Linked DNA regions of Homo sapiens: regions 2 and 3 are each linked to region 1. A link is an interaction called in ENCODE POLR2A ChIA-PET data of the cell type or tissue named here. Cell type or tissue: GM12878. All regions are shown on one strand. Each heading gives the region's core, and the rest is flanking DNA. Links, peaks and the distances in the headings are about the cores only.

The links. ChIA-PET counts read pairs that join two places held together with the same protein. Peaks named below come from ENCODE experiments on the same cell type or tissue, not always from the same donor. Only the 100,000 strongest peaks of a DNase experiment are listed, where the experiment ranks them.
Region 2: POLR2A ChIA-PET joins it to region 1 with 8 read pairs; 14 of 35 experiments call an interaction of 5 or more read pairs at or near these places.
Region 3: POLR2A ChIA-PET joins it to region 1 with 5 read pairs; 2 of 35 experiments call an interaction of 5 or more read pairs at or near these places.

Annotation. Positions count from the first base shown.
Region 1 is chr1:8,162,744-8,173,626 of GRCh38, reverse strand. No RefSeq gene overlaps it. Among named protein-coding and RNA genes, the nearest start is that of LINC01714, 40 kb to the left of the region's middle. RefSeq lists enhancers at 41-571, 6,005-6,678, 7,624-7,918. In GM12878, for the core only: no CTCF peak of the experiment used is centred there; DNase peaks (open chromatin) are centred at 3,706, 4,006 and 6,236; H3K27ac peaks cover 2,982 bases.
Region 2 is chr1:8,108,113-8,118,995 of GRCh38, reverse strand. The region is part of intron 2 of ERRFI1-DT (ERRFI1 divergent transcript); the gene reads right to left. Among named protein-coding and RNA genes, the nearest start is that of ERRFI1-DT, 87 kb to the right of the region's middle. RefSeq lists an enhancer at 2,902-3,402. In GM12878, for the core only: no CTCF peak of the experiment used is centred there; no DNase peak of the experiment used is centred there.
Region 3 is chr1:8,364,117-8,374,999 of GRCh38, reverse strand. RERE (arginine-glutamic acid dipeptide repeats) reads left to right here. Exons shown (of 23, transcript NM_001042681.2): 13 at 9,026-9,188; 14 at 10,162-10,254; 15 at 10,745-10,883. Among named protein-coding and RNA genes, the nearest start is that of SLC45A1, 51 kb to the right of the region's middle. RefSeq lists enhancers at 637-1,329, 4,451-5,439, 7,043-7,543, 9,369-10,339 and silencers at 1,197-1,491, 7,491-7,660. In GM12878, for the core only: no CTCF peak of the experiment used is centred there; no DNase peak of the experiment used is centred there.

The DNA of each region.
Region 1 (10,883 bases), core at 3,274-8,273:
ACGCCTGTAATTCCAGCACCTTGGGAGGCTGAGGCCGGCGGATCACGAGGTCAGGAGATGGAGACCATCCTGGCTAACATGGTGAAACCCCGTCTGCACTGAAAATACAAAAAATTAGCCAGGCGTGGTGGCAGGCGCCCGTAGTCCCAGCTACTCAGGAGGCTGAGGAAGGAGAATGGTGTGAACCTGGGAGGCGGAGCTTGCAGTGAGCCGAGATTGTGCCACTGCACTCCAGCCTGGGTGACAGAGTGAGGCTCCGTCTCAAAAAAAAAAAAAAAAAATTAGCTGGGCGTGGTGCCATGTGCCTGCAATCTGAGCTGCTCGGGAGGCTGAGGCAGGAGAATCGCCTGAACCTGGAAGGCGGAGGTTGCAGGGAGCTGAGATCACGCCATTGCACTCCAGCCTGGGCAACAGACCGAGACTCCATCTCAAAAAAAAAAAAGATTCACTACAATTAGGATTTGCAGTTGGTTGGTTAACTAAAAATTTTGGTTAAAGTAAGCAATCATAAAAACTAAAAGGCTGGTCAGGCCCAGTGGCTCATGCCTGTAATCCTAGCACTATGGGAGGCCAAGGTGGGCAGATTGCCTAAGCTCAGGAGTTTGAAACCAGCCTGGGCAATATGGGAACACCCCATCTCTACAAAAAAACACACAAAAATTGGCTGGGCGTGGTGGTTGCATGCCTGTAGTTCCAGCTACTTTTGGGGGCTGATTCAGGAGAATCTCTTGAGCCCAGGAGGTGGAGGTTGCAGTGATCTGAGATTGTGCCACTGCACTACTGCCTGAGTGACAAAGTGAGACCTGTCTCAAAAAAAAAAAAAAAAAAAAAAAGTAAAAAAAGTGGTGGTGCTCGCCTGTAATCCCAGCATTTAGGAAGGCTGAGGTGGGAGGATCACTTGAGCCCAGGAGTTCAAGGCTGCAGTGAGCTGTGATTGGGCCATTGTGCTCCAGCCTGAGCAACAGAGCTCAACCCTGTCTCAAAATAAATAAATAAATAATAAATTTTTAAAAGTAAAAAGTGAAAGATACAGCCCTGGACATTTGATCGTAACTTCAAGCGTATCAGTGTCTTCATCCAGCATTTGCCTGGATACACAGCCAAGCAAAGCTTTTTCTTCACACCTGGGTCTGCTCACCTGGAGGGGAGTGCTTTCAGCATAGATCCTTAATGCTGCGTCGTCTGTAGGGTCCGCAATGATTCTACACTAGATCTTCGACAGGCCTTTTCTTGTTATCTGGCTCCTGCAGACCTCCCGACACCCGCCTCTTGCTACCCCTACTCCAGAGACATTGACTTTCCCTCCAGAAACATGCCAGGCTCATTTCATTTCCGCCTCAGGCCCTTTGCACAAGCTGTTGCCCCTGCCTAGAAGGCTCTATCTTACATCTTTATGTGGCTGGATTCTTCTGTCATTCGGATCATACTTTGAGCGACGGAGAGATACCTCTGCCTTTCGTCTAAAGTAACTGTACCCTGCAAGATCTAGCTATTTGCCAGTCTGCCTTTCATCTCTAGAATGTAGTGGAGCAGGAACTGAAAGGGTCTTGTTTGCTGCTCCGGCATCCAGAGCAGAGCATGTATTGGGTGCTCAATAAATATCAGCAAATGATGAACAAATGTTGAGAGGAGAGAGGGATAAAGATGTTTGAGAATGGCTCATCGCATGTGATACGCCATGTGATCTGCCTATATTTGTCATCAAAGCCTTTGAGTCAGAGTTGTGCTTCTTTTAGGTGTATCACTGTGCAAAAATCAAGTTTTATCCAAGTTACATTTTATTTAGAATTTTTGTAATCTAGAAAGCTACTGATCTCCATAGATGTTGGAGTGCAAACAGTTTCTCCAAATTCTTATGATCTGCACTTGAGATTAATTAGGATTCTTTTGTTTACCTGCTGGGAAGCCCAAGATTATATGAATTTCTTTTAAAATTTTAAAATTATTTTTTACAGAGACTGGGTCTCCCTATGTGGTCCAGGCTGGTCTCAAACTCCTGGGCTCAAGCGATCCCCCTGCCTCAGCCTCCCAAAGTGCTGGGATTACAGGTGTGTGCCACCGTGCCTGGCCTTATGTAAATTCTAAAAACCTAAATATCCTTCTTTACAGATTCCTAAGCCATTGATCCCCAGCTGTCCCACCTCTCTAGGGTTTCTCCTGCAGCTTTCTTGCCCTCTTCACCTTCCATGTCCAGGAGCCTCAAGTTTGCCACCATTACAGGAGTCTTTAAAAACGTAGATATCGGCCGCAGTGGCTCACACCGGTAATCCCAGCACTTTGGGAAGCCGAGGCGGGTGGATCACCCGAGGTCAAGAGTTTGAGACCAGCCTGGGCCGGGTGTGGTGGTTCACACCTGTAATCCCAGCACTTTGGGAGGCCGTGGTGGATGGATCATGAGGTCAGGAGATCGAGACCATCCTGGCTAACACAGTGAAACTCCGTCTCTACTAAATATACAAAAAAAATTAGCAGGGCATGGTGGCAGTTGCCTGTAGTCCCAGCTACTCGGGAGGCTGAGGCAGGAGAATGGCGTGAACCTGGGAGGCGGAGCTTGCAGTGAGCCAAGATCACACCACTGCACTCCAGCCTGGGCAACAGAGCAAGACTCTGTCTCAAAAAAAAAAAAAGAGTTTGAGACCAGCCTGGCCAACATGGTGAAACCCTGTCTCTACTAAAAATACAAAAATTAGCTGGGCGTGGTGTTGGTCACCTGTAATCCCAGCTACTCGGGAGGCTGAGGCAGGAGAATCACGTGAACCTGGGAGGCAGAGGTTGCAGTGAACCATTGCACTCCAGCCTGGGCTACAGAGCAAGACTCCAACTCAAAAAAACAGCTCAATTCTGGACAGCCCCATGCCCATGCCCACCTGCACGACAGAGCACTCTCAATGGCCAGGCACTATCCTGGGGCCTTCACCTGCCCTTGCCATGTTGTCACAATTCTACAGGTGAGCATGTGGAGGCTGACTTCAGCACAGTGTCTGTCACTGGTAGACTGTGGGGCAGGGATTTGGGATTAAGCTTCTTGAGTCCCAACCGGATGCCCCTTGACCATCACTTTATGCTGCCATTACCGGGGAGGTTCAAGCGAGGACAGTGCTGAGTGTCCGAGAGTGTCCAAGCTCCTGACCCGCTCCTGCAGTGGGAAGCCCTGGTTGGGCCCCAGTGTCTCCTGACAGCTACCCTCTGGGCCTCCTGGCCTGCCTGGATCCCGCTTCTTAGAACAAAGGTGAGACTGGCCACCTGCTTGTTTGTACTCGGGACAAACTGTGTACACGGCCTGGTCCATAAAACCCCCTGAGCTCCCTGCTGTTTACCTGTCCTGTCTCCCCAGGAGGCTAATGGGAGGCGAGCTGGTCTCTGTCCTGGAGCTGCCCCTGCCCTGGCCATGCCCTGGCCGCATTTCTGGATCAATGGCCACTGACCAGAGGCCTGACTGTGCCACTGACCTACACGTTGGTGCCACTTCCCTGAGGGGCTCATATGTGGACGTTTCATGGAAGGGATAGCCCCTCCACTTTTTTGATGAAGTTGAATTTAAACAGGATGAAACTTTGGCCCTTGTCACTTTTTTTTTTTTTTTTAATGTTTTTAATTAAATTGCCTGGGTCACTGACACCCTGGAGAGACTAGGAAATGCAGCGTTGCAGTTTGTTAATGATACACCATCTGTTTGTTCGCACTGTGTGGTCACGTGATCTTTGCTCTGCAGAACATCCTGTCTCACTGGCCTAAACCAGTTTACGGCTGAAATGCTTAGGATGAATGCCAGAAAATCTCTCTCTTTTTCTTTGTCTCTCTCTCTCTTCCCTCTCCTTTTTCCCTCCCTCTCCCTTTCTTTCCCTTACCCATTTTAAGATCGGCTATTAACCCCAAACTTGTTGGCAGAATTTGTATTAACTATTTATGACACTTCATCACCCGGTTCCATTGCAGTATTGTAGCCTGACTTCTGAGCCAGTAAGGTGGCCATAGCTCAGACAAATGGGGGAAATTTCAGGGTCGGGGTGGGGAAAGCCCATGACAGCTGGCCTTTGAGGGCAGCATCACCCAGCCACAGCTCAAGGGGAAGCGTGGACCCCCCAGGGCAGTGGAGGGTGAAACCAGGGAGCCCCTTCTGACCCATCACCAATGGTCTCATTGTGACTCATTTTCTTTACCCCTACAATTCATGATCATTGACTCATCTCACATGATAATTAGATTAAATCCATGAAGAGTGCTGCATCCTAGGTATTTTGTTGTTGCTGTTGTTGCGGCCCAGGCTGGAGTGCAGTGGCGCGATCTTGGCTAGCTGCAAACTTCACCTCCCAGGTTCAAGTGATGCTCCTGCCCTAGCCTCCTGAGTAGCTAGTATTACAGACACCTGCTACCATGTCCAGCTAATTTTTGTATTTTTAGTAGAGGTGGGGTTTTACCATGTTGGCCAGGCTGGTGTCAAACTCTTGACCTCAAGTGATCCCCCTGCCTCGGCCTCCCAAAGTGCTGGGATTACAGGCATGAGCCACCATGCCCGGCCCATCCTAGGTTTTTCTTGTTTTTTATTTTTTTGAGACGGAGTTTTACTCTTATTGGCCGGGCTGGAGTGCAGTGGTGTGATCTTGGCTCACTGCAACCTCTGCCTCCCAGGTTCAAGTGATTCTCCCCACTCAGCCTCCCAAATAGCTGGGATTACAGGCATGTGCCACCACACCCGGCTCATTTTTGTTTTTGTTTTTGTTTGAGATGGAGTCTCACTCTGTTGCCCAGGGTGGAGTACAGTGGGGCCATCTCGGCTCACTGCAACCTCCGCCTCCCAGATTGAAGCAATTCTCCTGCCTCAGCCTCCCAAGTAGCTGGGATTACAGGCGTGCACCACCATATCCAGCTAATTTTTAGTAGAGACGGGGTTTCACCATGTTGGTCAGGCTGGTCTCAAACTCCTGAGCTCTTGATCCGCCCGCCTTGGCCTCCCAAAGTGCTGGGATTACAGGCGTGAGCCACTGTGCCCGGTATAATTTTTGTATTTTTAGTAGAGACAGGGTTTCTCCACGTTGGTCAGGCTGGTCTTGAGCTCCTGACCTCGTGATCTGCCTGCCTCGGCCTCCCAAAATGCTGGGATTACAGGCATGAGCCACTGCGCCCAGCCCATCCTAGGTATTTTTAAGAGCTGTAAGTTTTATTCGTTTTCAAGAAAACTGGGCCTCAAAAGGAAAAATAACAGAGGCCCAGATGCTGACCCTCTGGTGGAAAATGCCATGGCTCGTTGAACCCCTTTCTCACAATGGAAACTGGAATCCATGTGGCAGAAGATGGATGGCTGCGAAAGATGATTTAGACAATGTTCAGGAGTCCAGCAGCTCCAAGGTATTGCAGTGCCCACAGACACTCACGGTGTAGCTTGACTCTGCTACACCTCAGTCATGTCCTCAGTCATTCCTTCATGAATAAGGTGACCAGTCACCACAGGAAGGGCATGTCCTGTGAGTGGCCTTCTGAAGGGACAGGATGTGACTGGAGCCACAGAGGAGGTTGTGGTTGGGGTACAAGGAGATGGCTCAGCCACCAAGCTGGGGATGCTCACACACGCAGGGTCTCAGCATGGCAGGCAGGGGCTGCTGTCAACAGGGTCCCCATCTGCATGCAGCCCCGGTCTCTTCCAATGACTAGAAGCTCCCAGGGCTGTCCTGTTCTTCCCTTCTGTCAGATTTCACTTTCTGGTTGTAATTTGGGAAGGGCTTGTCCACACATTATCTGATTCTGTCTTTTTTTTTTTTTAGACAGAGTCTCGCTGTGTCACCCAGGCTGGAGTGCAGTGGTACCATCGGGGTTCACTGCAGCCTCCACCTCCCAGGTTCAAGTGATTCTCCCGCCTCAGCCTCCTGAGTATCTGGGACTACAGGTGTCTGCCACCACGCCCAGCTAATTTTTGTATTTTTAGTAGAGACGAGCTTTCACCATGTTGGCCAGGCTGGTCTCAAACGCCTGGCCTCAGGCAATCCACCCACCTCGGCCTCCCAAAGTGCTGAGATTACAGGCGTGAGCCACCACTCACATCCGATTTCATCACTTACTTGAGACCCTGATAAAGTTTAAGGTGTGTGTGTGTGTGTGTGTGTGTGTGTGTGTGTGTGTGCTTACAACAGTAGAGACTTTTTTTTTTTTTTTAGGGGAACTGGCCCATATGGATGACTCATCTCTAGGTGTTTCACACTCTAAGCTTATGAAATGCTTCTCCAATCAGCTAAGAACCAATGGCCCAGAACTTTATCAACTTCTGATAGGAGTTTGCAGCCCACAAAACCCAGCTCAGCACACTCCCTGCAGAGAAAACATCTGCACCTGGGCTTCTTGGCCCAGAAAAAGGTGATGTAGCCACTTCAGAGTAAAGTGTAGCCATTGTTCCTCCTCCCCCTCTGTCATCGTCAGGATGGACCGCCTGCTGGGGGCCCTTACTGGGATATTGTTTCTCTGATTTATCTTTTAGCTTCAAGTAAAATAGCAATAAGCGATGCTAATCACAAGCATTTTCCTGAAATTCAGTCCATGCCTTAATGCTGAAACCACGCTGGTAAATTAACTCGCACTGGCACTAAAATGATTCATGTCATTACTTCTAAAGAGTGAGACAATGAAAGTTACCAAAAACAGTGTGATCTCCAGCAATAAAGGGATGTGGGGTGCTTTTTTATTTTATATATATAAATAATGATTTAAATAGAGATGGGGTTTCACCATTTTCCCAGGCTTGTCTCAAACTCCTGGACTCAAGTAATCCACCCTCCTCAGTCTCCCAGAGTGTTGGGATTACAGTCATAAGCCACAACGCCCAGGCGTGGAGTGCTTTTCAATCTCTAGTCCAGCTTCATGGGTGAGCACTTGGACGTGCATAAGATAGACAGGGTGACACCGTCACCCCCTTCTCAAAGGTGGCTCTTTGGACAAGAACATAATTCCCTCTGAGAAGCCTTGGCCATTGCTACACTGGAGTCCTGCCAAAAACACACCAGCTGTCTTTTTCCTTTTCTCTCACTTGGGCACCAGAATTGGATCATCGTGTGATCCAAAAAGAGCAGGGATATGTTACTGCTGGATTCACTTCAAAGAAACATAAGACACAGAGCGAGAAATCCAGATTCACCCAAGAACTATAATAAAATGCTCAATAATGGAATATCTCCCTGGAGAGGGAGATTGAGTAATGGTTACTCTTGAAGCAGTTTTACCCCTGGAAGAAAAGCTGAGTGGGATCGTGGTCTTTGCAAGTAACCATCTCAGTTGAAGTCTTCCAGGGGGTGGCAGGTACCTGACTCTAATTGTTTCTGGCCCCCACCCTTCCTCCACCCTGTGCCTACCCCGTCCCCTCATCCTCAGGTCCTGGGTCAGCCCCACCCCCTGCAGCAGCCACTCCAGATCCTGTGCTGAGTGAACTCCCATAGAACTGTCGGTTAGACAAGCTAGATCAGGCATGGGCCCACACAACCTTCAAGCTCTACACGGTCTGTCCAGTATGATCCAGAAGGTTCTCATGGGCAGAGTCATCCAGGCAGAGGGAGGCTCTATCTGTCATACACTCCTACAGCCACTGCAGCATGGGGAAGAAACAGGACAAAACGCACGCTGGCTCTTAGAGCTTTGTATTCGTCTGTTCTCATGCTGCTATTAACAAAATGCCCGAGACTGGGTAATTTATAGAGGACAGAGGTTTAATTGACTCACAGTTCCACATGGCTGGGGAGGCCTCAGGAAACTTACAATCATGGTGGAAGCTGAAGGGGAAGCAGGCAACTTCTCCACAAGGTGGCAGGAGGGAGAAAAGCGTGGGGGGCGGGGGAGGGGAACTGCCATCATAAAACCATCAGATCTCGTGAGAACTCCCTCACTACCATGAGAACAGCATGGGGGACACAGCCCCCACGATCCAATCACCTCCCACCAGGTCCCTCCCCTGACACCTGGGGATTACGATTCGAGATGAGATTTGGGTGGGGATACAGAGCCAAATCATAGCAAGCTTCCACCCAAGTGACAGACGTCACTTGCACTCAGATTGCATTGGTCAAAGTAAGTCAAATGGCCACCCCAACCATAAAGGGGATGGGGGAGTACGATTCTATGAAAACTTAGAAAGAGAAGAGCCCCAGCTGGGCACAGTGGCTCATGCCTGTAATCCCCAGCAGGCTTTGAGAGGCCGAGGCAGGAGGATCACTCGAGGGGAGGAGTTCAAGACCAGCCTGGGCAACAAAGCGAGACCTCGTCTCTACAAAATAAAAAAATTAGCTGGGAGGCCGAGGCAGGCAGATCACATGGTCAGGAGATCGAGACCATCCTGGCTAACATGGTGAAACCCCGTCTCTACTAAAAATAAAAAAAATTAGCCAGGGGTGGTGGCACATGCCTGTAGTCCCAGCTACTCGGGAGGCTGAGGCAGGAGAATCGCTAGAACCCGGGAGGTGGAGGTTGCAGTGAGCCGAGATCGAGCCACTGCACTCCAGCCTGGGTGACACAGCAAGACTCCATCTCAAAAAAAAAAAAAAAAATTGAGCTGCATGGGGTGGCACATGGCTGTAGTCTTACCTTTCTATTCAGTAGGCTGAAGTACGAGAATCACTTGAGCCCAGGGGTTTGAGGCTGCCCTGAGCCACGATTGTACCATTGTACTTGAGCCTGGGTGGCAGAGCAAGACACTGCCAAAAAAAAGAAAAAAAAAAGGGCCATGACAATTTGTTAAAGAATTCTGATGACTACGACAGGGTCCATGCCATCACACGCGGTGCTGTCAGTTTAGGAACGACAGCACCCAAACGTCATCACCAGGGAGGGAGCTCTCCAGGCTGGAGGAAGACGGGGCCTGCTTGGCCAGCCGGGTGGTTGAATGGACGCTGGATTCAAAGGAATGGCTGACAAAAAGTAGAAACAATCCAAATGTCTATGAACTGATGAATACATAGACAAAGTGTAGCATATCTGTACAATGGAATATCACTCAACAAGAAAACGCAATGCTGACACATGCTATCACATGGATGAACATTGAAACATTACGCTGAGTGAAATTAGTCAGTCACAAAACAGTACATATTGCCGGGCGTGGTGGCTCACCCCTGTAATCCCAGCACTTTGGGAGGCTGACGCAGGCGGATCACGAGGTCAGGAGATTGAGACCTTCCTGGCTAACACAGTGAAACCCCGTCTCTACTAAAAAAAATACAAAAAAATTAGCCGGGCGTGGTGGCGGGTGCCAGTAGTCCCAGCTACTCGGGAGGCTGAGGCAGGAGAATGGCATAAACCCAGAAGGCAGAACTTGCGGTGAGCCAAGATCGCGCCATGCACTCCAGCCTGGGTGACAGAGCGAGACTCTGTCTCAAAAAAAAAAAAAAAAAAGACTACATATTATATAATTCCATTTATACCACATGTCCAGAGTATGCAGATCTACAGAGGCAGAAAATAGGTTAGCGGTTGCATAAAGCTAGTGTGGTGGGTGGGGGGTGAGGTTATAGAGAGTCACTGTTAAAGGATACCGGGGTTTCTCTTGGGGATAATAAAAATCTAAACTTTTTGTTATGACAGTTGCGCAACTCTGTGAACATGCTGAAGGCCACCGAGTTTTGTGCTTTAAATGGTGAAGTTTCTGGTGCGTGAATGATATCTCAAAGATGTTTAGAAGTCAATTAACTTAAAGTTATCACCAATCGTAAAAGGAGAAATTGCTTGTGATCATCTTCTCTAATTACCAATTTCCATGTTCTCTATAATATATATGGGCCATGAATTGAAAGATTATTCCAACTTTTTCTTGAAAAACCAAAGAAAATGCAGAGTTTGTGCAGAGGTAATATGTCGGTAAGAAGATAGATTAGCATCCGCTGAGTGGAAAGCAATTAGGTATATATATCAATAATCCGAAATGTTAATGCAACTTTGTGTCTATTATATTTTAAATTCCCTACAATGTAAATATGCTGTTTCTTACAATGACAAAAGTAAACATTTTCAAATGGGAAAAAAATCAGAGGGCCGGCTAAGGCTGCAGCAGCCTGTTAAGTTCCACGGAGTGACTTCTTTCTCACTCACAATTGTGCCTCCGGTGCCTGGCACAGTGTTGGGCACAAGTACGTGCTCGAATAATGATAATAATGATAATAAGCAATAAAGATAATAATAAATAATGATAATAAATGCTGCTCGAATAATGACTCTGCAGCTTCCCACAGTCTTGTGATATAAGTTGTGTGCCTCTAACTTACTGCAACTTCCACCTCCCGGGTTCAAGTGATTCTCCTGCCTCAGCCTCCCAAGTAGCTGGGATATATATGGAGGGTGGCTGCTGGTGGGTACAGCATTTCCTTCTGGGGTGATGAAATGTTCTGCAATTAGATAGTGATGATGGTTGCACAGCTCCATGAATACACTAAAAGCCACTAAATTACACACTTCAAAAGCAAACAAAATAGAGTAAAAGTGTGGACCGGGCATGGTGGCTCACGCTTATAATCTCAGCACTTTGGGAAGCCAAGGCAGGAGAATCACTTGACCCAGGAGTTTGAGACCAGCCTGGGCAATATGGCAAAATCCCGTCTCTACAAAAAACACCAAAAAAAAAAAATTAGCTAGGTGTCATGGCATTTGCCTGTAGTCCCAGCTACCTGGGAGGCTGAGGTGGGAGGATCTCTTGAGGTTGAAGCTTAGTGAGCTATGATTGCACCACTGCACTCCAGCCTGGGCAGCAAGCAAGACCCTGTCTCAAAAAAAAAAGTGAGAATTCTATGACATATGAATTATATCTCAATTTTTTAACTCTTTGGGTTTTTTTTTTTTTCTTAAGCAGGCCGAGACCCATAGTTGCAAGCCCTGGGTTAATGAAAGGAGCCCCAAGAGGGAAGGTACCACAGGGATTCCTC
Region 2 (10,883 bases), core at 3,482-8,481, 55 kb after region 1:
GAGGCTCGCTCTGTTGCCCAAGCTGGAGTGCAGTGACGCAATCTTGGCTCACCACAACCTCCAGCACCTGGGTTCAAGCGATTCTCCTGCCTCAGCCTCCTGAGTAGCTGGGATTACAGGCATGTGCCACCATGCCCGGCTAATTTTTATATTTTTTAGTGGAGATGGGGTTTCCCCAGGTTGGCAAGGCTGGTCTTGAACTCCTGACTTCAGGTGAGCCACCCGCCTCGGCCTCCCAAAGTGCTGAGATTACAGCTGTGAGCCACCGCACCCGGCCTCAAATTTCAAATAATTCTTATCAACATGAAAGTTTGACCTTCTTTTTTAGACCATAAAGGAGCATTTCACTGATGTGCATATTTATCTTTAAGACCCTTTTCATTGTAAGTGATGCCAACTGAATTCAAACCAGCTTAGGCGAGAAGAGCTCCGTGCAGGCCCAGGTGAGCACACTGCAGGAAAGGCAGACATAGTGTTCACATGAGGAGGGTGCGGGCCCAGAAGCTTCGCTCCACCACGACTCTGTGTGTCCTGAGTGTCCCCTCACTGTCACACACTGGGACAACACAATGGTCTCAGCTGGACTGCTGGGGTTTGAGGCTTCTTAGAGGCTTTCCTCCGCAGGAGCCCTGTCTATCAACAGCCGCCAGGCCCACGCCCTAAAAATTCCAAGAGTGTGGAGGAACGTGGATTTTCTCTCCGAGGTCCTGCTTAAAAAATCTCAAGGAAGAACTCATTGGTGAACTTTGGGTCCCACAGACCCTACACCAGGTCCTAGAACTGGTCCCTTCAGGAGAACAGAGCGGCAGAGGGGGGAGATTTATCAGAGTAATGGCAGAGAGAGAGGCTGACAAAAAGCATGAGACCCTCAGAGGCAACCAGGCCCTCATAAATGCTCCATGAGTCAGGTGTCTAGGAATGCAAAAGATGCAGCCAGGCGGGTGGCTCATGCCTGTAATCCCAGCACTTTGGGAGGCTGAGGCAGGTGGATCACAAGGTCAGGAGATCAAGACCATCCTGGCCAACATGGTGCAAACCTGTCTCTACTAAAAATTCAAAAAATTAGCCGGGCATGGTGGCGGGTGCCTGTAGTCCCAGCTACTCAGGAGGCTGAGGTTGGAGAATCGCTTGAACCCGGCAGGTGGAGGTTGCAGTGAGCCGAGATCGCGCCACTGCACTCCAGCCTGGGTGACAGAGCAAGACTCCGTCTCAGAAAAAAAAAAAAAAAAAAAAAAAAGATGCTGCAGGCTGGACATCACGGCCACGGTCGGTAACGTACATAAGGCTTGCCTTGAGACAGAGCTTGTTGTGAAAACCCATCTGTTCATTGATCTCAGAGGGGGATCCTGGGATGTAAAGGTTTCTTCATCCAGCAGCCAGGAGTGCTTCTGCTGGCTGCCCCTGCTGCATCAGGCAACAGTCTCGTCCCCCCCGGGAATGAGTTTAAAGAGGCAGGGCCATGCCGGGAAGGAAGCAGCTAACCCGGTCCTCGGGGAATGATTTCATTCTGGGGATTGATGAAAACAAACAAGTGTCTCTTTCAAACTGCTGTGCTGCGGTGGACTTTACAAAATTTCCACCATCTAAATCAGTTACAAAGTTGGGTGAACTATATATTTATTTATTTATTTATTTATTTATTTATTTTGCGTGTGTGTCACTCCGTGGAGTGACTTCCTCACACTTGCAAGTTCATTTCTAGTCCATCAGCTCTGTCTAGAAGTTCTAAAAAAGATCTTTTTAATAAATTCTGCTAAACATTGCAGAGGAATGGTTTGTTTTCGTTTGTCGTGAACTGTACAGGCCCACCTCCAGGCCTCTGGGGAACCATATGAGGCATTTTCCAAAGTTATTTCCAGAATAAACAAGGCTTGAGAGGCCAGCCTCGCTCAACCACGGCCCACAGCTTCACTTCTCTGCTCCAGGCGGGAGGAGAAACCCCTGACCTTCTGTAAATATTTCAACACAAGCAGTTCTCTGCGGGATTAGAATTTGTGTTTTTGAGTCAACTCTAAAACAGACCCAGAAAAGGCACCTTTCTGATTGTTCTATTGATATTGAAAAGTTTCAACTTTATGGTTTTTATGGCTGTTCAAGGAATTTCACATTCCAAGACCCTGGGGCAGAAAGGGCACAAAAGGAGAGTCTAAATGATTAGATGGTAGGGCCTGTTTTTACTCAGCCATGAACAAGGAAGGTCCCAGAAAAACTCTACGTGATTGAGAAATACTTTTGGCCACCAGCGCAACCTGCTAATTGGGAACACCCAATGCCCTTAATATGAAGCCTAAAAAATGAGATGGTGTCATCATCCAGGTTGTGGGGCGTGGAGGGGCCTTGGTGAGCTCAAAAGAGCACATCTGCCCGAAAAGACAGCCCTGCCCAGCGCCAGACACCTGGTGCCAATGCACACTGTCACGACACCATCTGACTTTTTAAAAGAGAAACAAGGAATCTCTAAGTTTTTGTTTTTTGAGACAGAATCTTGACTCTGGCACCCAGGCTGGAGTGCAGTGGCGCGATCTTGGCTCACTGCAACCTCTGCCTCCCACAGGTGATTCTCGTGCCTCACCTCCTGAGACTACAGATGTGCGCCACCACGCCTGGCGAATTTTTTGTATTTTTAGTAGAGACGGGGTTTCGCCATGTTGGCCAGGCTGGTCTTGAAATCCTGGCCTCAAGTGATCCGCCTGCCTCAGCCTCCCAAAGTGTGGGATTATAGGCATGAGCCACTTCACCCGCCCTCTAAGTTTTTAATATCGTAAACTAAAATTTAAGAGGTTAAGCGCCAACAACTCTGACCCCTCAAAGTTCTGGTCTTCCCATAATGACTTCTTGAATTTTTTTTCTGAAATCTCAAACATTCTTCTGATCCTGCCTTGGTGTGACACACGTGTCATCTGTATCGTCCCACATGTGGCCGGCCATGGCATGCACAGAGGCACCAGTGGGGAACCGACTCTCCAAAGAGACTCAGGCCTTGGGACTCACAGGCAGGCGCGTCTGGCATCCAGTGTTACATTCTGTGGTGTCATTGCCTTCTGTGATTCCAAAGCGTGCAGCGGTGTCCTGCTGAAAGTTACTGCCTGGTCAGAGCTCACCCCGAGAGGGATGGGAGGGAAAGGTCTGGGAAGCAGCAGAGGTAGCCTGCAGGAATCCAGGAGGTGAAGTCTGGAATCAGAGCACAAGGGCTGGCTCACATGGATTTGCAGACAAGGAAGTGGCCCTGGGGAGAACAGCCTAGAAGTGAATAGAGCTTCCTGCAGCCAGGCAGGTAGGCGCGAGGATGACTGCAATCCCATCATCAAGGAAAGTGTGACATCACAGCCAGCAAGCTCTGAACACTGGGGCTACTGAAAAAAATTAAGACACATAGACTGTGTCAGGCCCAGAGGCCAACTGAGCCAGCCTATTCACTGTCAGGCCGGGAGGCCGGCTGAGCCGGCTCTATTCACTATCAGGTCCCATTCACTGTCTCTGTTTCCCATATTCCTTGCTACTCCCAACCTTGTTTCCCCTGGTGGTGTCCACACTCAAGCTCTGCAATGATTTACCCATGCTGATGAGTGAAGAAATGCAACCCAAAGCCTCTTCGGTGCCCAATAATGGCCTAAGATGTTCACATCATATACTAGTTCTGTGCTGTTTGAATTTTTTTTTTTTTTTGAGGCAGGGTCTCACTCTGTTGCCCAGGCTGGAGTGCAGCGGCGTGTGCATAGCTCATTGCAGCCTCAAACTCCTAGGCTCAAGCTATCTTTGCGCCTTCGCCTCTTGAGTAGCTGAAATTACAAGGGCTCACCACCATGCCCAGCTAATGTTTAAATTTTTTATAGAGATGGGGTCTTGCTGTGCTGCCCTGGGCTCACACAATCTACCTGCCTTGGTCTCCCAAGGTGCTGGGACTACAGGTGTGAGCCACTGCACCCAGCCTTGATTTTTTAATTAACTAGTAGACTTTATTATTTTTTTAATAGTTTTAGGTGTACAGGAAAAGCAGAGCCAAAAGTACAGAATTCCCATATGCCCCAACTCAGTTCCCCTGTTATTAACACTTTGCATGAGTGTGGCATGTTCGTTACAATTGCTGAGCCAATCAGCACTATTAAGTAAAGTCCACAGTTCACATTAGTTTCATTCTTGGTGTTATATGTTCTATGAATTTGGACAAATGCATATTGACATAAATCCACTGATTATAGTATCATACAGAGTGTCTTCACTGCCCTAAAAATACTCTGTGGTCTATATGTGCTCTTTTTTTTTTTTTTTTTTGGAGACAAGAGTCTCGCTGTGTTGCCCAGGCTGGAGTGCAGTAGCATGATCTCATCTGGGCTCACTGCAACCTCCAACTCCTAGGTTCAAGCGATTCTCCTGCCTCAGCCTCCTGAGTAGCTGGGATCACAGGCATGTGCCACCATGCCTGGCCAATGCCTGTATTTTTAGAAGAGACAGCGTTTTGCCATATTGGCCAGGCTGGTCTCAAACCCCTGACCTCAGGTGATCCACCCATCTCGGCCTCCCAAAGTGCTAGGATCACAGGCGTGAGCCACCGTGCCCGGCTACATGCGCTTTTTATTTGGTAACTTATTCAATTTTTAAATTATTTTTTAAATATTTCCCCCCAAAAGTCAGTGTAGAGTCATCTTAAAATACACACACACACAACTGTAATCTCAGTGTGCTTGGCAGAAATCTAAGATGTAACCCGCCCCACCAAATTTCCAGGCCCCTGATATACACATACCGTCTTCCAGTTATCCAACCAAACGTGAATCTAGGTACTGCTGTGAAAAGGAGCTGCAATGTAATTAAGGTCCCAAATCAGTTGACATGAAAATAGAGAAAATACTCAGTGGGCCTGACCTAGTGACATGAGCCCTTTCAAGGCAGACAGTTTTCTCCAGATGGTCACAGAACAGGCAGTCGGGGCGGCACGGGAGGATTCTGTGCACCCCTGCTGGCCTGAACGGGCCGCGTGGTAGGGATGTGGGCGGCTTCTGGGTGCTGAGAACAGTCCCCAGCTGACAGGCAGCAAGGAAAGGGGACCTCAGTCTTGTAATACAAAGGACTGAATTTTGCCAACAAGAATGAGCCCAGAAGTGGATTTTCCTCAGCAAACGAACGCAGGAACAGAAAACAAAACACCACATGTTCTCACTTATAAGTGGGAGCTGAATGCTGAGAATACATGGGCACATGGAGGGGAACAACACACACGGGGCCCTGCGGGGATAGGGGGAGGGGGAGCGTCAGGAAGAATAGCTAATGGATCCTGGGCTTAATAACTAGGTGATGGGATGATCTGTGCAAAACCACCATGGCACACATTGCCCTATGGAACAAACCTGCACATCCTGCACATGTACCCCTGAACTTAAAATAAATTGAAGATTAAAAAAAAACAAAAAAAGTGCATTTTCCTCTACAGCCTTGAGACAAGAACTCAACCTGGTCAATACCTTGATGTCCTGAGGCTTATGATATCCTGAGAAGAAAATCCAGCCACACCAGGACAGGCCTCTGACCCACACAACTGTGAGCTCATGAATGGGTGTTGTTTTCACAGCTCAGTCAGTGCTGTTTTGTTACAGAGCAACAGGAAACGAATACTCCCTCCACGCAGATCTTTTTCTAGAGCAATTAATTATGCATACGGTGAGTGTGTATATTTTCCTTTTACATAATGGAATCCTCTTGTATATAACTATATTATAACCGGCACATTAAAAATTCGGTTTGCTAAATTCAAAACAAAACAGAAACAATTCTTGGGATTTTGATTGGAATGACATTGAATCTGTAGCTTAGCGGGAGGAGAATTGATGTATTTTGGAGGTTATGTCTTCAAAAACATGATCTAATTCTCCATGTATTTAGGTCTTTATGTCTGGCAAGCGTATTGCATAATGTTTTCCATGAAGGTCTCGCTCGTTTCTGATGTGTTTATTCCTAAGTACTATTGCAAATGGCATCGTTTGTTGTTGTTGTTTTGGAGACAGGGTCTCGCTCTGTCGCCCAGCCTGGAGTGCAGTGGTGTGATCACAACTCACTGCAGCCTCTACCACCTGGGCTCAAGCGATCCTCCGACCACAGCCTCCCAAGTAGCTGGGAGCACAGGCATGTGCCATCAAGCCTGGCTAATTTTTAGTATTATTATTTGTAGAGATGGGATCTCACTATGTTGCCCAGGCTGGTCTTGAACTCCTGGGCTCAAGCAATCCTCCCACCTCGGCCTCCCAAAGTGCTGGGATTACAGGAGTGAGCTTGTAATGATGCCATCACGTCTGCTGGCATCATTTTTATTATCTATTTTTCAGTGTTGTTAGTGTGATGATATTATAGAAATGTAATTGATCTTTGCATTTTGATTTTGTATGCAGTAACTTAGCTAAAACACTTTATTAATCCGTCTGTATATTCCTTAGGATTTTCTAAGAAGTCAATCAAATACATCTCTGAATGATTTCTGTTTTATTTCTTTCCAATTCTGTAATTTTCTTCCTTGTCTTGCTGATCTGACAAGCATCTCCATTACTATGTGAACTCAAACTGACAAGACTTGATGTCTTGGAGTTTTTCCTCATTTTCAAGAGAATGTTTGTTTTTTTTGTTTTGTTTTTGTTTTTTCAGACAGAGTCTCACTCTGTCACCCAGGTTGGAGTGCAGTGGCACGATCTCACTGCAAGCTCCGCCTCCCGGGTTGACGCCATTCTCCTGCCTCAGCCTCCCGAGTAGCTGGGACTACAGGAACCCGCCACCACGCCTGGCTAATTTTTTGTATTTTTAGTAGAGACGGGGTTTCACCATGTTAGCCAGGTTGGGTCTTGATCTCCTGACCTCGTGATCTGCCCACCTCGGCCTCACAGAGTGCTGGCATTACAGGCGTGAGCCACTGTGCCTGGCCGAGAGAGAATGTTTTTAACGTTTTACCATAAAGTTTGAGGTTTGCTGTAGTTTTGTTTGTTTTTAAAAATGGTCTTCATTACGTGAAGGATATTCTCTTCTACTTATAGTCGATTAAGTTTTTTAAATTATGGATGAATGTTAAATTTTATAATTTGCTTTTCTACATTGATTAAGACAATCACATGGTTTTTCTCCTTTAATCGACTACTGGTACAGATTACAATCGATTTTCCTGGAATAAACTTTATCTTTCTCATATAGGCATACTATGGAGATATTTTGGGTTGCATTCCAGACCACCTCAATAAAGCAAATATTAAAGTGAGTCACACTAGTTTTTTGGTTTCTCAGTGTATATAAAAGTTTTATTTAAACTATACTGTAGTCTATAAGTGTGCAATAGCATTATGTCTAAAAAATGTACATACCTTAATTAAAAATAAGGCCAGGCATGGTGGCTCACACCTGTAATCCCAGCACTTTGGGATGCCGAGGCGGGTGGATCACCTGAGGTCAGGAGTTCAAGACCAGCCTGGCCAACATGGTGAAATTCCATCTCTACTAAAAATACAAAAATTAGCCGAGTGTGGTACTCAAGCCTGTAGTCCCAGCTACTTGGGAGGTTGAAGCAGGAGGATTGCTTGAATCCGGGAGGCAGAAGGTGCAGTGAGCCAAGATCATGCCACTGCACTCCAGCCTGGGCGATAGAGTGAGACTCCATCTCAAATAATAATAATAATAATTTATTGCTAAAAAACACTAACAGTCATCTGAGCCTTCAGTGAGTCACAATCTTTTTGTTGGCAGAGGGTCTTGCCTCTATGTTGATGGCTGCTGGCTGATCACCATGGTGGTTGCTGAAGGTTGGCATGGCTGTGGCAATTTCTCAAAATGACAATGAAGTTTTTTGCATTGATTAGGACTCTTCCTTTCACGAAAGATTTCTTCGTAGTGTGTGATGCTATATGATAGCATTTTACCCACAGAACTTCTTTCAAAATTGGAGTCAATCCTTTCAAACCTGCTGCTGTTTTATCAGCTAAGTTTAAATAATATTCTAAATCCTCTGTTGTCATTTCAACAGTATTCACAGTATCTTCACCAGAAGTAAATTCCATCTCAAGAAACCACTTTCTTTGCTCATCCACAAGAAGCAACTCTTCATCATTCAAGTTTGATCATGAGATTGTAGCAGTTCAGCCACATCTTCAGGCTCCGCTTCTAATTCGAGTTCTCTTGCTATTTCCACCACATCTGCAGTTACTTCCTCCACTGAAGCCTTGAATGCCTCAAAGTCATTCCAAGGGTTGGAATCCACTTCTTTCAAACTCCTGTTAATGTGGATATTTTGACCTCCTCCCATGAATCACAAACATTTTTAATGGCATCTAGAATGGTAAATATTTTCCAGAAGGTTTTCAATTTACTTTGCCCAGATCCATCAGAGGAATCACTATCTATGTGCAGCCATAGCCTTACAAAACGAATTTCTTACGTAATAAGATTTGAAAGTCAAAATTACTGTATCCATGGGCTGCAGAATGAATGTTGTGTTAGCAAGCATGAAAACAGCATTCATTTCCTTGTACATCTCCAGCAGAGCTCTTGAGTAACCAGGTACATTGTCAATGAGCAGTAATATTGTGAAAGGAATCTTTTTCTCCTGAATAGTAGGTCTCAACAGTGAGCTTAAAATATTTGGTAAGCCATGCTGTAAACAGATGTGTTGTCATCCAAGCTTTGTTGTTTCATTTATAAAGCACAGGCAGAGTAGATTTAGCTTAAGGCTTAAGGGCCATGGGATTTTTGGAATGGCCAAGGAGCACAGACTTCAATCTAAAGTCAACAGCTGTATTCGCTCCTAACAAGAGTTGGCCTGTCCTTTGAAGCTTTGAAGCCAGGTATCGACTTCTCCTCTCTGTCTATGAAAATCCTGGATGACATCGTCTTCCGATAGAAGGCTGTTTCATCTACACTGAAAATCTGTTGTTCAGTGGAGCCACCTTTATCAAGGATCTTAGCTGGATCTTCTGGATAACCTGCGGCAGCTTCCCCATCAGCACTTGCTGCCTCACCTTTGGCTTTTATGCTATGGAGATGGCTTCATTCCTTAGACCTCATGAACCAGCCTCTGCTGGCTTCGAATGTTTCCTCTGCAGCTTTCTCATCTCTCTCAGACTTCACAGGATTGAAAAGAGTTAGGCCGGGCATGGTGGCTCACGCCTGTAATCCCAGCCCTTTGGGAAGCCGAGGTGGGTGGATCACCTGAGGTCAGGGATTCGAGACCAGCCTGGCCAACATGGTGAAACCCCATCTCTACTAAAAATACAAAAATTAGCTGGGTGTGGTGGGGCGCCCCTGTAATCCCAGCTACTCGGGAGGCTGAGAGAGGAGAATCGTGTGAACCCGGAAGGCAGAGGTTGCAGTGAGCCGAGATCACACCACTGCACTCCAGCTTGGGCGACAGAGCAAGCCTCTCTCTCAAAAGAAAAAAAAAAGAGTTAGGGCCCTGCTCTGGATTAGGCATCGGTTTAAGGGAGTGTTGTGCCTGGTTTGATCTTCTATCCAGACCACTAGAACTTTCTCCATATCAGCAATAAGGCTGTTTTGCTTTCTTATCATTCATGTGTTCACTGGAGCGGCACTTGGAATTTCCTTCAGGAGACTTTCCTTTGCACTCACAGTTTGGCTAACTGTTTGGCAGAAGAGACTCAGCTTTTGACCTGTCTCAGCTTTCAATATGCATTCCTCACTAAGCATAATCACTTTCAGCACTTGATCTAAAATATTAGGTTGGTTTGGTGCAAAGGTAATTGCGGGTTTTGCCATTGAAAGTAATAGCAAAACCGGCAACTACCTTTGCACCAACATAGAGATATGCAACTCTTCCTATCACTTGAACACTTAGAATTCATTGTAGGGTTATTAATTGGCATAATTTCAATATTCTTGTGTCTCAGGGAATAGGGGGCCCAAGGAGAGGGAAAGAGACGGGAGGGATGGCCGATCAGTGGAGCAGTCAGAACATTTACCGATCAAGTTTGCGGTCTTATGTGGGCACAGTTCATGATGCCCCAAAACAATCACAACAGCAACATCAAGGACCATTGATCACAGATCACCATAACAGATACAATACATATTAAAAAGTTTGAAGTAGTGTGAGAATTAGCAAAGTGTGACACAGAGACATGAAGTGAGCACACCCCGTTGGAAAATGGTACCAAGAGACATGCTCAACGCAGGGTTGCCACAAAACTTTAATTTGTAGAAAGTATAGCATCAGTGAAGTGCAAGAGAGTGAACCACAATAAAACAGGGTGGGCCTGCACCTTCCTTGATTCTGCTGGCAAATATGTTGCTTAGGATTTTTACAGCTATGTTCGTGAGTGAAATTGATCAGGAATTCTCCTTTCTTGTACCATTCTTGCCTGCTTTTTTAGTTTTGTGCTTATACAAATTGATTTGGGTCTCAATTCATTAGGGAGTCTTTTCTTCATTCCTGTGACTTGGAAGAGTGTGCGATACTGAGATTATTACTTCTTTGAACAGTTGGTAAACTTACCTGTAGAAATACCTGGGCTCGATAGTTCCTTGAGGAGAGATTTTATTGTCTGTTTCAATTTCTTTGTTATTTTTTTTAGAAACAGGGTCTTGCTCAGTTGCCCAGGTTGGATTGCAGTGGCACAATCACAGCTCACTGCAGCCTCGACCTCCCAGACTCAGGTGATCCTCCCACCTCAACCTCCTGAATAGCTGGGATTATAGGCACGTGCTACCGCCCCTGGCTAATTTTCGTATTTTTCGTAGAGATGGGCTTTCGCCATATTGTCCAGGTTGGTCTTGAACTCCTGGACTCAAGTGATCCTCCTTGGCCTCCCAAAGTGCAGGGATTACAGGCATGAGGCAAGGCACATGGCCTGTTTCAATTTCTTTAATGGGTTTAGAACCAGGCAGGTTTACTATTTCTTCCTGAG
Region 3 (10,883 bases), core at 3,567-8,566, 200 kb before region 1:
GCCATCCAGTGGTGGGGGAGTGAAGTGAAGGGAAGGCTTCATGGAGAAGAAGGCAGCAAATGTGATGAATTGAGTCCTGAGTGATGAGGAGGACTACAGGGCCTGGACAGAGGAGGAGGTGGGGGTGGTATGGGGCTCAGGGGCTCACCCAGCAGGCAGGAGAGTGCTGAGGAACAGAAAACTGGCCATTGTGTTTGACATAAGCCAAAGGCCGTGAGGCGGGGGAATATGGTAGAAAGGAATATGGTAGAAAAGTCTTCCGGTAACACAGAGAAAGTCTCAGAAGAAGTAGTCAAGCAGCTGGGCCTTTGTTCCTTAGGCCCTGAGGAACCTTTGACCGTTTGGAGAAGAAGTGGCAAGGTACTAGCGGGGCTTTGGGAAGACTCACCTGGTCTGTGTGCAGCATGGGAGGGCCGGCCCAGGGAAGAGCTGTGGCAGGACCTCAGGTCCAGACGTCTGAGTGGAGGTGTGGGGCCAGGGTGGGATTAGCAAATGGCTGAGTTCATCCACCAGAACAACACAGAGCTTAGGAAATCTCATTACAGTGTTCAGTGTTGGCAGAAATCTTGAGCTATTGCAGTTCCTTTGCACTGTACAAATGGAGTGGTAAATGTAGTGGTAAAAAAAAAATTTTTTTTAACTGATTTTTTAAAATGTTATAAAAAGGTGCCTGGGTAAGGAACATCTTCATGAGTGTCTTAGACTGGCCCCACCTATTTACAAGTTAAAGCCACAAGACCTTCACGTACTTCCCTCCTTTCCCTTTGCCTTTCCCCAGAAGAGGATCTGGAGGTGGCACCGAGGGACTGCCTTGCCTGGAGGCAGCTGCCTCCTCACTGTGGGCTTCCTCGTGGGTGGCGGTTTAGATCAGAGCCCTTCGGCCTCTTGAACGTAGGAGGCTGAGATTTCAGAATTCCACTTCTCTGCGTGTGCCTTCAAGCAGATCATCATTCTCCCTGCTGCACTCAGAGACCACAGAGGTGATATTTAACGATTAGCAGCAGAGCCCGCTGACAGTGCCAGGCTCCTTTAGGGATTAGAGGATTCGGTTGGTTAACAAAAGAAGGAGCCCAGGAGAACAGTGCTTTAATTACCAGAGTTGTTACTGGAAGACAACCGGTTGCCTCCTGGAAAAAGATCTGTAGAAGGTGGCTGCTCCTGAATATCGCTGCTGGTTCTGCCCAGTGCCCGGCTTCTCACCTCAGATGTTCTGAACAGTTGTCAGATCCAGCCCTTGAATCGTTGGGGAGGGAAAGGAAAGAATGACTCGCATAGGATTCCATGCCAGGAAATGTTCCTGACTGCACTCGGCAGCAGCGTTGGAGCACTCCAGTTAGGGCAGCTCTTCAGGGGACAGCGTCGCATGCAGACTTCCTGGGACCGGCTCTCAGGGCCACAGCTCTTTCCTCATGGCCTGGGTCACTCTCTGGGCCCGGGTTTAGGAAGCAGCTCTACACCATGCTTCTTTCTCCCTCTCTGCCCTACATAATTTGAGGCCTTGTTTTTTATTATTTGTTGCTTGCTGGGATTTCTCCCTGAAAAAACATACCTTAAAAAAAAGTTTTAGATCTCTCCACTTCAGTAAGGAAGGGGTGGATTTCTTCATCCCCTTTACGTGGACCACCAAAGAAGGAGCCAGATGCTCACTGTGGGGCATTTTTTCAAACAAAAGTTTAAGCAGGGGAACAACATTCTGACTCTAATTGCACATTAGCACCGAGAGTTAAGGCATTGTGTAGAGATTATTTAGCTGCTCCTTCTGTATTCATGTTAAAATATTTGTTTAGCCATAGGAACAGATAATCTTGTGTCTTAAAGAATTAAAATGATTTCTTCTAAATGCTTACTTCTAAGACTCTGCGATGGGGTCAGGTGCGTACAAGGATGTGCACTCAGCAGCCCTGCCCCTGTTGGCTCCTGTCCCATCACGTAACTACAGTCTGCTCAGCTGACAGTGGTAGGTGGGCTTCGAAGACCTGTGAAATAGCTTCGGAAAGAAATTGTGTTTATAATCCTGTTATCCATGAGAAGCTTCCAGGCCTGCCTCCTCATCCCCCTTCTCTCCGACTGCCCCCTCCTTTTTAGTGGGCGATGCATGGCCCAGAAAGGGTGCCCATTGGAAACTTCGTTTGTGAAAAAGAAAGGAGCTGCAGCTGACCCTCACTAGTGGCACAAGGCCAGAGCCTGGGCATATGTGACGTTGCAGGGATCTGGTTTAGATGCCTGCCTGCCTGTATCTCCCCTCTGTCTGCATGGGCAAGGAGGCAGGAAACTGGTGTTCCAGGGCCTTCCTTAACATAGCCGTAAGGCCAGCAGTCCTCATCATTCTTTGCTGTTGGTCGTAAAACTGTGTTGTGACAGTGGAAGATTCTCACTGTTCTCTGTGAACTGAATCGAAAGGGGGTGCGCATACGGTTATTTACAAAGGACTGAGTCCTTCTTTGGCTTAATTTAAAACACACACACACACACACACACACACACACACACACGACCTGATGGTAGGTGGCAGGCTGCAGACACCCTGGATACCGTGTGTGGGAGTCTCCAGACCTCATCTTCTATTGCACTCCCTCCCCTTCCTCAGGGGAGTGTCCAGACTTCTTGGGTGATGTGGTAATAATGATATAATTACCAAAAAAAGTGGGACTCAATCTTGGGTGTACCCTTATGCTTCTAATATGGGACAGCAGAAACCATTGATTTAACCTTCTCCTGCCTCCATGTCAGCTTCTCAGAGGATCCTGTCTGAGCAGTTCATGCTGGGCTCGGGCAGAAGAGAAGCTGGGCCCCATACTGTTTGAAACAGGCATGCTTGCTACGAGTGAGCCTTTTATAGTCAAAATGCTTCCAGTGCCTTCTTCTTCAACAATCTCTTCTACTCTTTCACTCCCCCATGCCCCTAAAGAGAGAGAAGACATGTGGCTTATCACAGGACAGGTTACAGGTTCTCTTCCCGTAGCATTCCACTGCCTGTGGGAAATTAAATAGCAGTTGTGTTGGTGGATAGTGTTTAGTTTACCAAATGCGCACAGGTAAGTTGGCCTGTTGGAAAGCCTGGGAGGAGACCCTGCTCACATCTGTGCACACATGCACATACACAGGGGCACCCACTTGGCCCCTGGGTCGGGTTGCCTATCACTTACCCAAGATAAAGCAGAACTGGGCCTGGCCAGAACAGCAGAACCAGTATTAATACCTGAAATGGGTACAGGCAGCCTCTAGGAGGTAGGCAGCCCCGGCCCCTGTTGCTCCAGCCCAGATTGCCCAGGCGGCGGAGGGAGCTCTTAAAGACCTGTGCTGATGTCTTACGTTGTGTCTGTGTGAACTTGATAGACTTGCAGCCTAACCCTGGAGGGGGCAGAAATAAAGTGGTGGCTGAGGAGGAGAAAGTGGCCTGAGCCCAGCAGGCCCCTGGATGGCAGGAGCGGCTGCCGCTGAGCTGTCCCTCCGCTAGGCCCAGAGTCAGCTGACTCTGCATCCTTAGCTTTTTCCTTCTCTCCTAAGGCCCTTCACCCAGATTGCCTGGTGCCAAGCAGCTTACTACTTCTTCCCTCTCTCTTCCATGTGTGGCACTCCCTTCCCCTTGTTTTTCTTTTTGTGGGAAATTAAAGGAACCTAATGGTGCTTATTTTCCTAACTCCATCTTAGTGTATAGCCTGGAAAGACACCTCTGCTGGGAAGAGACTCCTAAGTCCAGGAGCCAAGCTCCTGTCATTGCCAAAGGCTTTTTGCATATGACCTGTGGGAAAAATTTAGCCCCCCCACCGCCAAAAGAAAAAGGAAAGGAGAGAGAATCTGCTAAATATAGCCCAATGGATTTGAGCACTTCTCTTGGCAAGAGCTGCAGCCGGGAACACTGTCAGTTGGAGATGACTTCGCCCTCTTCCTTTCCCATTTCTGCCCAGGCACTAAACCAGTTGAGTTCCTCATGCTGTGTGCAATTATAGCACCGAGACATAAGATATGTTGACTGTGAGACCTTGTTGTGAGATGAGGTGAGAGCATCAGGAGCAAAATGATCATTATAGGCCATTCATGTCGACAACATTTTATACCTCTGTGTTTGCTTGCAGGCAAAATCAGGAGCTAATTTGCAAGGCTGCCTTTGTGGAGCTGCCTTTTGATTAATGATTGCCTGTGTTAATGTTTCAGTAAGCTATTGATTTCTGCAACAGCTTTTGTTCCCTGAATTTATGTGCAGCGGGTCTCTGCAGCACACACTATGCATGTTTGATTAAAGTTCAATTGACTTCATTCCTGGCGAGGCCTCTAGCTGCTTCACTCCCTATTTGTAGAACCAGAGCTTTCCCCGACATGTTCTTTTGTTTGTGCTCAAGACCTTGCCACCCATGCAGTCACCAATATGCCATTTCCGATCCTAGACTCGCTTCATTCCAGTGTTGAATCCCTTGATAGGCATAACAGTGGTTGAGAGGCAGCTAATAAAACCCGGCCTGGATTTGTTGTTGTTTTTCTTCAGCTTTATTGACGTAACCTGCCATATATGGTATGAATACCGTAAAAATGCACCCACTTTAAGTACACAGTTTCATGAGTTTTGACCACTGTATACATTTGTGTCAGTGACACCACATTCAACTTACAGAGCATTTTCATCACCCTGGAGTGCTTACCTGAGTTCTTTTAGTTTCTTGTCCCCCACCCTCCAGGCTCTCGGCAACCGCTAGTTTGGTTTTTGTGATCTCTGGGAAGGACTCACGCAGCACCCACCGTCCCTGTCTGCCTGCTTTCATGCAGCATGGTGTTGCTGCATGTGTCGGTGGTCTGTGCCTTTTAATTGCCAAGTTGTAGTCCAGTGAATGTGGGGATACCATTATTTGTTTATCCATTCTCCTGCTTGTGGGCATTTAGGTTGTTTCCAGTTTGGACTGTTAAGAATAGTTTCTGGCTGGGCACGGTGGCTCACACCTGTAATCCCAGCACTTTGGGAGGCCGAGGCAGGCAAATAACGAGGTCAGGAGATCGAGACCATCCTGGCAAACACAGTGAAACCCCGTCTCTACTAAAAATACAAAAAAAATTAGCCGGGCTGGTGGCGGGCTCCTGTAGTCCCAGCTACTCGGGAGGCCGAGGCAGGAGAATGGCGTGAACCCGGGAGGCGGAGCTTGCAGTGAGCCGAGATCGTGCCACTGCACTCCAGCCTGGGAGACAGAGCAAGACTCCGTCTCAAAAAAATATATATATATAGAATAGTTTCTATGAATGTATCCGTGAAAGTCTGTGTGTGAGAATTTTTTTTTTCTTTTGGGTAAATAAGAGAAGAATTGCTGGGTTGTTTGGTAGATATCGTGGTTTGAGCATTCTGTATTTCCACCAGCAGTGGATGACAGTTCTGGTCACCCTGTCACCTTCCTGAATTGTAAGTTTACCGTTCTTACCACCTGTGACTTCACTGCTGTGGAGGACAGTCCTTCCTGCCTGGTCATTTTCTTTTCTTCTTTTTTTTTTTTTTTTTTTTTTTTTTTTTAGTAAAAGGCGAAAGATTTATTCGATTTGAAGAGAAACCAGTTGCCTGGTCATTTTCATCCTTGGCACTCAGATGGTGAAATCTGTTCTGGACTACTTCTTCTTTAAGTGTCAACAAAAAGTTGATGTTGATTTCAATGTTAGATTTCTTTCTTTTGGGTCTTGATTTTTTTCACTTGTTGGCAGAGATCAGTGAAGCCAGGAGCAAAGGTTTGAAAGTTAAGCCTTTTTTCTGTCTGGCATGGGGCAGTTTCTTACCTCACTGAACTCTGGCTTCTTGTTTTTAAGTGTTCTTTTATTTTTTTTAAAGAGATGGCCTCTCGCCCTGTCCCCCAGGCTGGAGTGCGGTGGCACATTTGTAGCTCACTGCAGCCTCAGCCTCCTGGGCTCAAGTGATCCTCTTGTCTCAGCTTCCTGAATAGCTGGTATTATTACAGGCACACACCAGCACACTGGGCTAATTTTTTAAACTTTTTTGTAGAGATTGGGCCTGTAGGGCCCAGGCTTGTCTTAAGCTCCTGGCCTCAAGCAATCCTCCTGCCTTGATCTCCCAAGTAGCTGGGACTGCCGGTGCACACCACCATGCCCAGATAATTTTTTTTTTTTTTGAGGTGGGGGACTAAATCTCACTATGTTGCCCAGGCTGGTCTTGAACTCCTGGCCTCAAGTGATCCTCCTGCCTCAGCCTCCCAAAGTACTGGTATTACAGGCGTAAACTGCTGCGCCTGGCTTCTTCCCTTAACCTGGGATCTGCAGGTTACTATCTTTTAAAGCCATTTCAAAACATATATATTTGATAAATAGAAATAATTGATTATAACTGTGTGTAGCAATATTGCATTATAGACAAATGCTATTTAGAAAAGTCAGGTTGCTGCTTTTTAACAGCCTTCAGGTAAGACTTGAAGGCATGGCAGAGGCTCAGGTACCACCTTCTCACTCGATTTTTCTCTCCCGTTTTTGGTCCCTTTTGTCTCGTATAGCTTTGCATTTCTTCTTACATCCCAAGCTTTTTTTTTTTTTTTTCTTTTTCTTTGAGACAGAGTCTCACTCTGTCGCCCAGGCTGGAGTGCAGTGGCACGATCTCGGCTCACTGCAAGCTCCGCTTCCCGGGTTCACGCCATTCTCCTGTCTCAGACTCCCGAGTAGCTGGAAATACAGGCATCTGCCACCAGGCCCAGCTAATTTTTTGTATTTTTTTTAGTAGAGACAGGGTTTCACCATGTTAGCCAGGATGGTCTCAATCTCCTGACCTCAGGTGATCCGCCTGCCTCAGCCTCCCAAAGTGCTAGGATTACAGGCGTGAGCCACCGCACCTGGCCACATCCCAAGCTTTTATCATTCAGTAGCCCCTAAAATGACTTGGACTGAGGAAGTAGAAGGAACCACTGTGAGTTTTTTCTCATTCTTCTTTCAAGCTCTGGAATTTGAGCTGTGACTTATCACAGCACCAGTTGCCCTTTTGAGCTCATGAAGCATGACCTTGGACAGAGCATTTGGAGTGTGACTGCTCCCTGCCTTGATTTCTCTTCCATATTTTCTCAGAGGAAAACCAGACACAAGTCAGCGTTTATGTCAGCAGTGATCTTGTAACCCCCTAGTGGGATTTACGAATCTTTTCCGTCTAGCCAACACCCAAGGATCAGTATAGATAAATGCATTTCCAAGTCTGGAAAGCAGGAAGTGAAAAGAGCTAGGAGGTTCACAGATCATGACCTTAGGGGCCAGGATGCTCATGCCCGCTGGGACAGTTGTAGCTCGCATTCCTAGACTAGCATGGGGGAGAGGAGCCAGTCAGAAATTCCAATGGCAGTATCTGCATTTCTCCTTATCATTCAGTTACCATCTCATGGAACCGAGGGGTGGGCACATGCACATACGTGTAGGGACATGAGTGTGCTTGTCCCGAGATGGCTCCCTGGCCCTGCTGGCCTGGGGTTATGCTTCATCTGCTAGGTATTGGTGATCAGGAGTAATTTGTTAAGTGTTAAGTGCTTGGGGAGGTTGAGACACGTCCAGTGCTCCAGGAGATACATGTGATGGGCTTTATAGGCCAGTCAGCCCTCCTTCAAGGCATTCCAGCCCTCCTTTAGGGACCGCAGCCGTGGTCCCACTTCTTACAAAAATGCCCAGGCATAAGATGCAGCTGTGGGCAGTCAAGTACTCAAGGCACGGCATCCCCTGCCTTGCGGAAGCCACCCCACCACCTAAAATCTGCCCACCTCTCTTGTCACTGTGTTCTGAGGCCATTTCCTCTGGGGGTGTTTTGGATGAAATCTGGTCTGATGGGTGAGTTTGTCATGTGGCAGCTACATGTCTTTGTTTGGTTTGTCTATTTTAGTCCTTCCAACACTAGTCTTTCCATCCCCCTCTCTCACTTTCCCCTCTCTCTTTTTGCCTCCTCCATTCACAAGACAGTGTTTGATGAGACAAAGTGAGGGTGCAGGTACCTCCAAGACAACTCCCAGCATCTAGTCGCCAAGCTAATAGACTTTCTACAGTGTTGATTTAATTAGAGGGAAACCAAGTGATCTGTGCTCTCTCACTTGGCTGTGTTTGTTTTTTGGGTTTTTTTTTTTTGTTTTTTTTTTTTGTTTTTTTTTTTCAGTTCTAGGTAAAGAGACTTTATCTTGGGATGTTTAAGAAATCGTCTTTTGTGTGTAGGGTGAGATGGCAGCCTGCAGCGCCCTGAGGGCTGGGGGTGCCCAAAGTGCCCTTTCTTTAAAAAGCTTACATTTGCTATATTTCCAAAAAGGTATCTTGCTTTTGTTTCTGCTGGGCCATGAAAAGAAGCCTGACCTTGTGGTGTGTGATATTTCACCTTTGCATCAGCACCACTGTGTGTCTGTCCTCTTGTAGTCTTTCTTTGCCAAGCCCAGTCCTTGCCTCTGGACGTCGTGCCGGCATGTCAGATGTGGGCCTTCAGATGGAGCCAGGTGGAGGCTGTGGAGCAGTTTCCTGAGCATGCGGTCTCTGTTCTTCCCCACCTTCTGTTTGGCCCTGGTTCCTCACCACCTGGGCAGTTTGCTTTGGTTGGTTGGTTGTTTCTGGGGGAGTCTAACTGGCCGGGCATTTCCTTCTCACACCTGTGTGATTTCACTGGCATTACTGTAAAGAAAGCATCGTTGTGTTCACACACATGCACAGACTCACGTGCACACACAGCTAGAATGTAAGCTCCTCGTGGGCAGGAATCTTCTCTCCTTTTCGTCCATTGTGGATGATGTGTACCTCCCATGTGTACAACAGCGGTGGGGTCTGACATAGCAGACACCCAACAAGTACTTGTTCTTGGTGTCTGGAAGTCAAGCTGTGCTGGGCTGAGGAGGCGGGCCCCATTCATGCAGTCCACGGGCAGCTCAGTGGCTGTTTCTTGGGCAAGCCCAGTTCCTCTCCCAACTCCAGGAGCGACTGGTCTTTATTCTCATCTCTGGCACAGCTGTTAAACACCCAGCTTTCCACTGTGGCAGAGAGGGTGCGTGGGGCACGGAAAAGCCCCAGGCCCTCCCCCACAGTCAGCCCTTCTCTTCTGCAGGGGGAGCTGATCACCTTCTATTACTATTGGAAGAAGACCCCCGAAGCAGCCAGCTCCCGAGCCCATCGTAGGCACCGCAGGCAGGCCGTGTTCAGGAGGATTAAGACTCGCACCGCGTCCACACCCGTCAACACACCCTCCAGACCCCCGTCCAGTGAATTCTGTGAGTAGGGGTCTTGGCATCACAGTGGGCGGAGGGGAGACTGTTCACGGGCAGCCTGTCCCACTCTGGGCCCGTAGGAGCTGATGGCTCCGGGAAGCATGAGGGGGTGTGCACCCGTGCTCCAGTGCATGTGTGAAGCCTGACCTAAACATAGACCGATGGTGGGGGCGGGGAGCAGGACAAGGATTCAGGAGGGAGACTTTAAAACATTATTTGTACATTTAAATATTTCTCATAAACTCAACATCATCTTAGGTTTTTACAAAAAATACACGTCTTGGCCTGGGATGTTTTTGGCCTTGTCCTGGGAAGGTTTTCCATTTGACAGATGATGTACTTGATGTCCTGCTTGAATTCTCATTGCACTTTTGGTTGTAAGAAGATCAGATTAACACTTTCTTCTTTTTCCTCCTGCTTCACCAAGATCCTCTTTTTGGTCCCAGTATGATGTACAATCTAATGATGCTGGAGCCCACACCTTCTCACCCCTAAAAAACTGGGGTGTAGCAAAAGTGCCTTATAGCTCTGTCCTGGCCCGGGACGCTGAACCTGAGGGGCGCCGGTGTTGCGCATGCAGGCGACTAGAAATCACCTAGCAGGACGGGTTGGGGGCGCTCGGTGAAGTTGGAATTTCTCAGGATTGCCTGGGCGTATTAGGGAGGGAGGCAGCATGGACGCGCTTGTCCCAGTTCAGACTCACCCGTTACGGGCATCAGTGGCAGGGCAGGCCCTTGGGTATGGCGCCTCACACACAGGCCCTCTGTCCTGGTGACTGACACTGAGGAGCTCGAAGTGGTCCTTTGCAGACACTGTCCTACCTCAGCCTGTGCACCCAGCCGCTCTGACTGGTGGCCAGAACCTGCAGTAGGCCAGAGGTCACAGGTGTTCCCCCCTCCCCCCCACCCCACCGGCCCAGCCTTGGCTGAGCATGATGGTGTCTCCCCCACCCCCACTATGTGCCTGCCACGCCCAGTGGACCTAAGTTCAGCCAGTGAAGATGACTTCGACAGTGAGGACAGTGAGCAGGAGCTGAAGGGGTACGCCTGCCGCCACTGCTTCACCACCAGTAAGTGGCCTCGTCACGCTCCTGGGGCGGGGCGGGGGCACAAGCACTTCCATGTTCTGAACATTTCATGCATCCAGCTGGAAACCTGCCAGGGACAGTACTTGATTTGACATTTGCATTGTGCTTCGGGATTCGAGAAAGTTAGAAATGTTTAGTTTACTTTACTCCTCTGCTTGGCAGTCGGTATGGAATACTGACTGGTAGGCAGGACAGATTGAGTGGGATTGGGGGGTTGACACTGTAGTTCCCAGGAGCTTGCTGCCAGCTTTTCCTGGGCACCCCAAGTTGAAGTGGGCAGCAGATGCCCCTGAAACCCTCTCCTGGCCTTGGGGGAGCAGGGCAGCACTAGCCCTGGGGTGTTGGGGCCCAGGGCTGCATGGTGCTGGTGGCATCAGGTTTGGGTAGAGCCCACAGAAGGGCCCCTCTGCCCAGACATCCCCAGGGAGAGGGATGGTTTCCAAGGTTGGCCCCCACCACTTCCCTCACACAGCCTCCAAAGATTGGCACCACGGAGGCCGGGAGAACATCCTGCTTTGCACCGACTGTCGCATCCACTTCAAGAAATACGGTGAGCTCCCGCCCATTGAGAAGCCCGTGGACCCGCCACCGTTTATGTTCAAACCCGTCAA